3 separate regions of the Mus musculus genome follow, and all the other regions are linked to region 1. Evidence: chromatin loops called from intact Hi-C (ENCODE). Cell type or tissue: left cerebral cortex. All regions are shown on one strand. Region 1 has its middle 310 kb from the start of Esr1. Region 2 has its middle 35 kb from the start of Esr1. Region 3 overlaps Esr1 (estrogen receptor 1 (alpha)).

The links. Hi-C counts contacts between places; a loop is a spot of excess contacts. Peaks named below come from ENCODE experiments on the same cell type or tissue, not always from the same donor. Only the 100,000 strongest peaks of a DNase experiment are listed, where the experiment ranks them.
Region 2: it touches region 1 in a loop (2.2-fold over the local background); 2 of 42 quality-filtered maps call a loop at or near these places.
Region 3: a loop joins it to region 1, with 4 times the contacts of the local background. A loop is called at or near these places in 2 of 42 quality-filtered maps.

What each region holds. Positions count from the first base shown.
Region 1 is chr10:5,014,891-5,017,390 of GRCm38, reverse strand. No RefSeq gene overlaps it. Among named protein-coding and RNA genes, the nearest start is that of Esr1, 310 kb to the right of the region's middle. In left cerebral cortex, no CTCF peak of the experiment used is centred here; a DNase peak (open chromatin) is centred at 1,409.
Region 2 is chr10:4,674,077-4,676,576 of GRCm38, reverse strand. It overlaps a transcript of Esr1 not described here. Among named protein-coding and RNA genes, the nearest start is that of Esr1, 35 kb to the left of the region's middle. In left cerebral cortex, a CTCF peak has its summit at 1,383 (motif pointing left); DNase peaks (open chromatin) are centred at 863 and 1,364.
Region 3 is chr10:4,848,601-4,851,100 of GRCm38, reverse strand. The region is part of intron 4 of Esr1 (estrogen receptor 1 (alpha)); the gene reads right to left. Among named protein-coding and RNA genes, the nearest start is that of Esr1, 140 kb to the right of the region's middle. In left cerebral cortex, a CTCF peak has its summit at 1,071; a DNase peak (open chromatin) is centred at 1,022.

The sequences.
Region 1 (2,500 bases):
CAGTGACAGATGAGCCTCTGCCCAGTGCCCTCCTCATCTTCAGTGCTTAGGGTAGGGCACACGAGCATCATCCCCTGACCCCAATGTTACCCTGGCAACAGCCAGAGAGATGATTATCAGAGGCTTAGTGGAAGGGATGCATATGCTGAAGACTATTGAGGATAAAGGGCAGTGATGGTGGTTGTTGAAGTCACATTTCTATAGTATGGTCCATCAGTATTCCAACCATGAGCTGAGGAGAAGGATGATGTCGCAAGTATATGGTAGGTAAGGAAGGGCATGGGCCTGACGGTAATGAGATGTGCCCAATATGAACTCAGCAATGGCAGACAAGGAGGAAGTCTACAAAAAGGAGACAGGACAACTATAGGATAAGTAATCTAGGAGCTCAAAGCAATAACTTCATAAGAAATCTAGGTAAGCTTCTAGGTAAACAGTGCTGGGGGTGGTTCAGCAGTAACACACACACACACGCACAGACACACACATACACACACACACAGACACACACAGACACACAGACACACATACACACACACATACACACACACACAGACACATACACACACACACAGACACACACAGACACACAGACACACAGACACACACACACACACACACACACACACACACACACGGGCTCACTTAAGGATTGAGGAGGTTTGCTTTGCCAAAACTCCAATGAAATTTAAGCAAGCAGTTACGGTAGAAAGGCACACAGGGGATAGACTGGTTTTCTGCCTATACCCTAAGTTATCGTGTTAAATTTCAGCAAGTCACATAGAAGTATACAGCAAAGAACAAGGGAGTGAGATGATGTGGGAAAGCTGACCAGGACCACGTGATCAGAGCATGGGTATAGCTGAGGACAGCCAAGGAGAGTTTGCTACTTTGGTTCTTTGGTTTCATTTCCACTGTCACCGTCACCTAAGGGCCATAGGGAACTAAGGCATTGCAAGTAGGTTAATTGAGGACTGGGGCAGACCACATACAGCCCATGCCCACTCTGGAGAAAAATGACTCCAGCCTTTGTAGACTTAAATCCTAGCTAAGACTTCAATCCTTCCTGTTCATTATCCATTTGTAGTGGTCCCCACTGGGCCCTTTGTATGCAGAAAAGCCCAAGCCCTCTTCCAACACTCATCCTGAAATGAAAGCCAAGACAAGGCCAGAGAACTGGGATCAAATACAGGGAGGGGAGGGAGACCATGTCTAGCAGAGGTGTCTTTGTTTTCTGAGAACAAATTTCTTTTCCTCATCACTTGATAGACAGTAGCTCCTGATTTGTGGCAGCTTTCGGTACAGTTTGAAGAGTGAGAAGGCGGGAAGAGACAGGCAGGAGGTTTACAGGGCCAGAGACAATTTTCTGCTTAGTCATATGCAACGCTGAGGAGCCAATTCAGGTCATGAGAGGAGGTGTTTCGCTGAGCGGTCACTGAAATTTTAGATTTAATAATATGTTGTGATAACTCTGGCTGCCATACCTCCTGCCACGAAGACAGTGAAATTGAAAAAGAGTAGCTTTTATTCGACAGTCCCAGTTTCTCACTTTTTTCTCCTGCAGAGTTGCAAAGTATCCATCATGAGTCTACAGACAGACCGACCTTCCTAGGACCCCTCTCATTCAGGTGAATGAGCAAGGCAGGCCCAGTGGGCTCTGCCTGCAGCCATTGTTGAGTAGTCTCTTGGGACTAAGGGTTGAGAGGCCGAACTTGGCTGATAAAACAGGTCAAGCAAAGTGAGAAATGGGGAACACTTAATCAGATCTGAGGAAGCTGGCTAGACTCAAATATAAATTTCCTGAACAAATAAGGGTGGTGGGCAAAATCTCTCTCTCTCTCTCTCTCTCTCTCTCTCTCTCTCTCTCTCTCTCTCTCTCTCTCTCTCTCTCTCTCTCTCTCTCTCTCTCTCTCTCTCTCTCTCTCTCTCTCTCTCTCTCTCTCTCTCTCTCTCTCTCCCTCCCTCCCTAACTAGGTAACGTTACCTAATGCAAGCAAGAGGCCACAGCTGAACTTGAGGTCACAATCATATCAAAATCTCTTCTCAGTTTTTGCTACAGGTTTTGGCATCTGAGGCTATATATGGCCTCCCCAAACTCCAGACGCTAGAAGTCCTTAGAGCCTTGAGGATGGACTCCAGGTCAGACCCAAGTCTGTTGAGACACATTCTTGATAGGATTGCTGGATTCCTGAGTGAAGCTGCCAAGGAGCTTTTCAGCAGCATTTGGAAGCCAACTCCCAGCCCTGCACAGCTCACCTCCCACCACTGGTACCCAACCTTCCTTCCAGATGTTCAGGCTTACAGAATAATACAAGGGATGCCAAGTGTCCAGTGTTTCTGGTCAACTGTTTATCAATCAATCAATCATCAGTGTCATTTGCAATCTTACATCTGGCCACAATGGCAAGTGGTGTGAGCAAGTTCCCATCCTCCACTATAACTGATTGTCAGCTTTGTTGGTTGACTGTCCAAGAGCCTGCATTTTTAATTGGGACTCTTG
Region 2 (2,500 bases), 340 kb after region 1:
CTGAGGTTTATAGAGTCCTTTATTCTGTAGCTGTCCTACCCTGATGAATGGAGAGAAGAAAGTTGTAAAATTGAGCACTGTGTGTATGGGAAGGTGAATATGATTATTAAGAATAAAGAGAAAAGTGAAAGTGCATTTTTGAGCGGTTGCTACATTTTGGAGATGAACACAGGTAAGAAAGCAGAAGGACACATGGCCCTTTCGAATGACGCTCTCTCGGGAGATTATGGAAATCAGACACCGTATTTTCTGTTCTCTGGTGCCTTCATAGACAATGAGTCCTTGTCAGGAGTGGCCACTGAAAGCAGGAACCATCAAAGGACTTCAGCAGAGTTTTCTCTGCCAAATCTGTCATTTACAAGATGACAAGGATGGCTTCGCTCTTAGACCAGTTTCTTCATTTTATAAAGTGCTCTGTGGTTTGTAAAAGTTAATATAAGCAAATATATGGTAACAGTCCTAATAGAGCTCTCGGCATGTGCAAGCTTGGATGGACGGCTCCCCTTTCCTATCTTTTCTCTCTGCTGTAAGCCATTAACAGTCCATCTCGTACACTCAAGCTTAAAAGAATTAAAGAATATATTAAGAAAACATTGATTTTTTTTTCTCCTTGAGTCAAAAGCATAGCACTTTAAACTCATTATATCAGGTACAGTACAATGTTGGCATGAAGCTAAACTAAGAAAAATTATGATTAAAATTCAAATAGAGCATTGAGGTTGTGCTGGGGGAACAGAATGAGGAAAAATTACCGAAAAGGGAGCCTGTAATTTAAAACTGTCAGTCAAAGGGAATCGTGACATCGGCAAACAGTTTGCTGGGTTCCACACAGGACTCTTGTGGTAAGCATGCATGTGTGCCAGTCCTAGGGAAACCCAACTGAATTTCTCCATCTCTTTCCTTGGTGCTTTATTCCTTACGTAATGGTCTCTTAATCTTATCGCCAACGTGATGGGGAAGGGTATTTCTAAATGCAAAGAAGCGAATTTTAAAAATATTATATTAGGTTCACTTAATGTCTGATGTGGAACTCTGAAAAACCCAGTTACAAAATCGAGTGGAAAGTGAAAATATAGGATAATACTGTCTCTGCATGGGAGACTGAAGCTTCCTCCTGTCCATTCTGATCTCCGAGGGAGGGGTTGCCCAGGAAAGATCACGGAAATGCTAAGGGATAGGATGAACGCCTGACCTCTCTTCTACCTCGCTCTACACCCAGCAAGCGGTGAGCACCTCTCCGGGGAGGAGGCAAACGGATTGTTTCCTGAAGCAGTGGGCAGAACAACGAAAGAACTGACAATATTCCGACTTATGCTTCCAAAGAATTTTCTAGAGAATATAATTCTTTCTACGAAAACTGCAGGACTCTAAGGAGAAAGGACTCATACCGTCAAGAAGAAAGTGCTGCCACCTACAGGAAAAAGACCAAACTAGCGTCTGTAGGAAAGGGTGGGAGGTGGGGAGGGCAGGGAGAGGAAGTGGCAAGCCTCCAGAGGAACGAAAACTGCCTTCAAAATCTTAAACCTAGTGGATCCTATGTCCTTGCTATCCCATTTCACATACACCAACCACCTGTGGCCAGCAAGTGCTTAAAATATGGGTTGTCTGGCCAAGTCTGTGTTATTCTTAAGCCTAATAGTTTAGTTGATTAGACCACTTTTCAACCCAATAATAAAGCCAACATAGAATTTTTATTTGTTAAGTAAATCAAAACCATGATCAAGAGACTATGTTGACCTTTGACCTTTTCTGAGCACAGACCATTTTCCTGTGATAAAAATTTAGCTTGGAATTGGTGTTCAATAATTAAAGGATGTCGGCTACCACATTCCGGTTCTGAGGTCAGAGCAGTACTATTGTGAGATCTATCACTATGTCTTGCATTGCTACTCAAGGTACAAAACTGCTTATCAATATAGCAGAATTTGTAAGATTTTATCCAATTTTGTATCTGCTAATTGCCATAGCAAACATTTCAGATGTAAATAACACTTGATAACCAGATATATATCTGACATGTATATATATACATATATATGTGTATATATATATATATATATATATATATATATATATATATATTCAGATATATAGGCATATATATGTTGTGTGTATACATATTACATATGTATGTACATTATATGTACATACATATTTATTCATATATGTGTGTATATACTTATGAAGAGACACCTGCTGTGTTCTTCTTTCCATTAAACACTAATTACAAGGCTTACAATACTCGGGTACCTGGTTTCCTTCTGTGCCAACCCTTGAATAAGTCACTACAAGTTTCTGTACATAACTCTTTAGGTTCTGCTATTAAAGTAAATTTGAGATTTCAAGCTGTTATGCAAGACAATACTTAAAAACTAAGATATGCTTCTAATAATTCCAATATTTTAGTTTACTTTTTCAAATTTCCTAACTTTAAAAATCTCCATTGAAGTCAGACATTTCTAATAAACACTTTGCATTTGACTTGGGAAACGGAATTACT
Region 3 (2,500 bases), 170 kb after region 1:
CCAGAGATTGTTATTTGGATCACTAATGTGCACTGAGCATGTGATGCCCATCTTAAGTACTTTATGTGCACTATACAGAAGGCTGTTTTAAAGTAATCAGACCTCACAAAAGTCCTGTGGGAGGAATGTTGGAAAGTGCCAGGCAAGACTTGCGGTGATGGTTCTCCTTGGGTGCCACATGCTAATAGACTGCAGCCTGGACCCTCTCAGCGATTACTTTGAACTCACTGCTGCCTCTGAGAGGGAGTTGACTTTGTTCTGATTTTTAGATAAACCAGTTTTGAAACTGACTCATTGCCATAGGCACAAAGTTAACAAGCTTAGGATGTCTAGAAGTCAAGCAGATAAAGGTGGCAGAAGAGAGAGTGCAATCTAGAGAGGGTATGATGAGCGTCCAGGACCAGGACAGTGTGAGCTCATGCACAGATAGGTATTGGGTTTAGGGGATGATGCTAGTTTAAATAGGAATTGCTAGGTTTATTTCCTTGAAATACCATCATGTGCTTCTAGGCATCTGACATTTAAAACAAGTTGTGTCTTTATCATTTTCCAGGTTTTATTTGTAAATAGTACTTCTAACAGGATGGTAACTTAGGTCCATCCCTCTGTTTCAAACATATGCAGAGAGTCTAAGAATTACTTTCATCTTTAGAGTGGGAAAAAAACCCTCCTGTTCTTCTATTTTCTCTACTATCAAACTGTCAGTGTGAGATTCTCCATCTCTTTTGGGATTTTCCCATCATAGATCTTACTTCCCTTCCCTCTTTGGTAAAGAATAGTGAGCAAAATTAATTTCAAGACCCACTTAGCACATCTTGGTGGGGAGAAGGAAAAGTATATTTCAGTAAGTCAAGACAACCACATCACATCCCGTGACCTCCCTCTCCTCAATGTGGTAAGCTCAGAGGCACAGGCTCCAGAAACTGGCTCCCTTGGCCTCTTCACTCTGTGGCTCCCTCAGCCTCTTCACATTGTGGTTCACTGCTTGCAGTCTGCCTACGCTTTGGACAGTTTTCTACCTCCCACATCTGTAGAAAAAAAACCATTCCTTGTCCAACCGTGCCATCTTATGGTTCACTCTACCCAGCATCACTGCCTATATTTGAAGTGAAACTTGGAACTGTAGCTCATGCCAGTAGCTGCAAAAGAGGCAGGTGCACCTCCAAATGCATATGTGTAGATTTATTAAAACCCTACACAATTCAATCATGCCAATCTGTGCTTTATTTCATCAATTATCCTAAACAGGAATGTTTTCCCAGCTTGTACTGAGAACCCATTCCTCTATAGGGGATAAATCATCCCACTCAATATAGACAGTTACATTGGCAAGGTGATGCCCAAGGAACACGTGCAGTTTCAGGATTTTAGTCATTCAGACACACCACAAAGCATTTAAAATGACAGGAATTAAGAAGGACTGGGGGATGATGGGAGATTTCATCAACAAATATTGAAATAAAATTTCAATAATTGTTATAATAGGCATTTGTTAATTCTTGGCTTCCTGGATTCCTAAGCATCGTCCTACATTGAGTAATTTCTCTACTATGAGCTGGTAGGAGTCAAATTTTGCCTTTAAGTACAAACTGGATAACCACTGCTCTCTATGGCCTTGAAGTCTAGGGTGAGAATGGATCACTCACGGGCCCCACCCACAGCCTGCTCCCCAACTCTATGCTGTCTGGGTGGCTGCCATGTCCTACCCATTGCCAAAGTCTGGTTCTTGAGTTTGCCCATCAAATCTGTGACCTAACCACATCACTTTAAAGATCCAATGTGTATTACTTGAAACCATTAACACTAATAATCATTATAAAAATAGCTGGCATCCTTAATCATCAGGGAAATGCAAATCAAAACAACCCTGAGATTCCACCTCACACCAGTCAGAATGGCTAAGATAAAAAATTCAGGTGACAGAAGATGCTGGCAAGGATGTGGAGAAAGAGGAACACTCCTCCATTGTTGGTGGGATTGCAAGCTTGTACAACCACTCTGGAAATCAGTCTGGTGGCTCCTCAGAAAATTGGACATAGTACTACTGGAGGATCCTGCAATACCTCTCCTGGGCATATATCTAGAAGATGTTCCAACTGGTAAGAAAGACACATGCTCCACTATGTTCATAGCAGCCTTATTTATAATAGCCAGAAACTGGAAAGAACCCAGATGACCCTCAACAGAGGAATGGATACAGAAAATGTGGTACATTTACACAATGGAGTACTACTCAGCAATTAAAAAAATGAATTTATGAAATTCCTAGGCAAATGGATGGACCTGGAGGGCATCATCCTGAGTGAGGTAACCCAATCACAAAAGAACTCACATGATATGTACTCACTGATAAGTGGATATTAGCCCAGAAACTTAAAATACCCAAGATACAATTTGCAAAACACATGAAACTCAAAAAGAACGAAGACCATAGTGTGGACACTTTGCCCCTTCTTAGAATTGGGAACAAAACACCCATGGAAGGAGTTACAGAGACAAA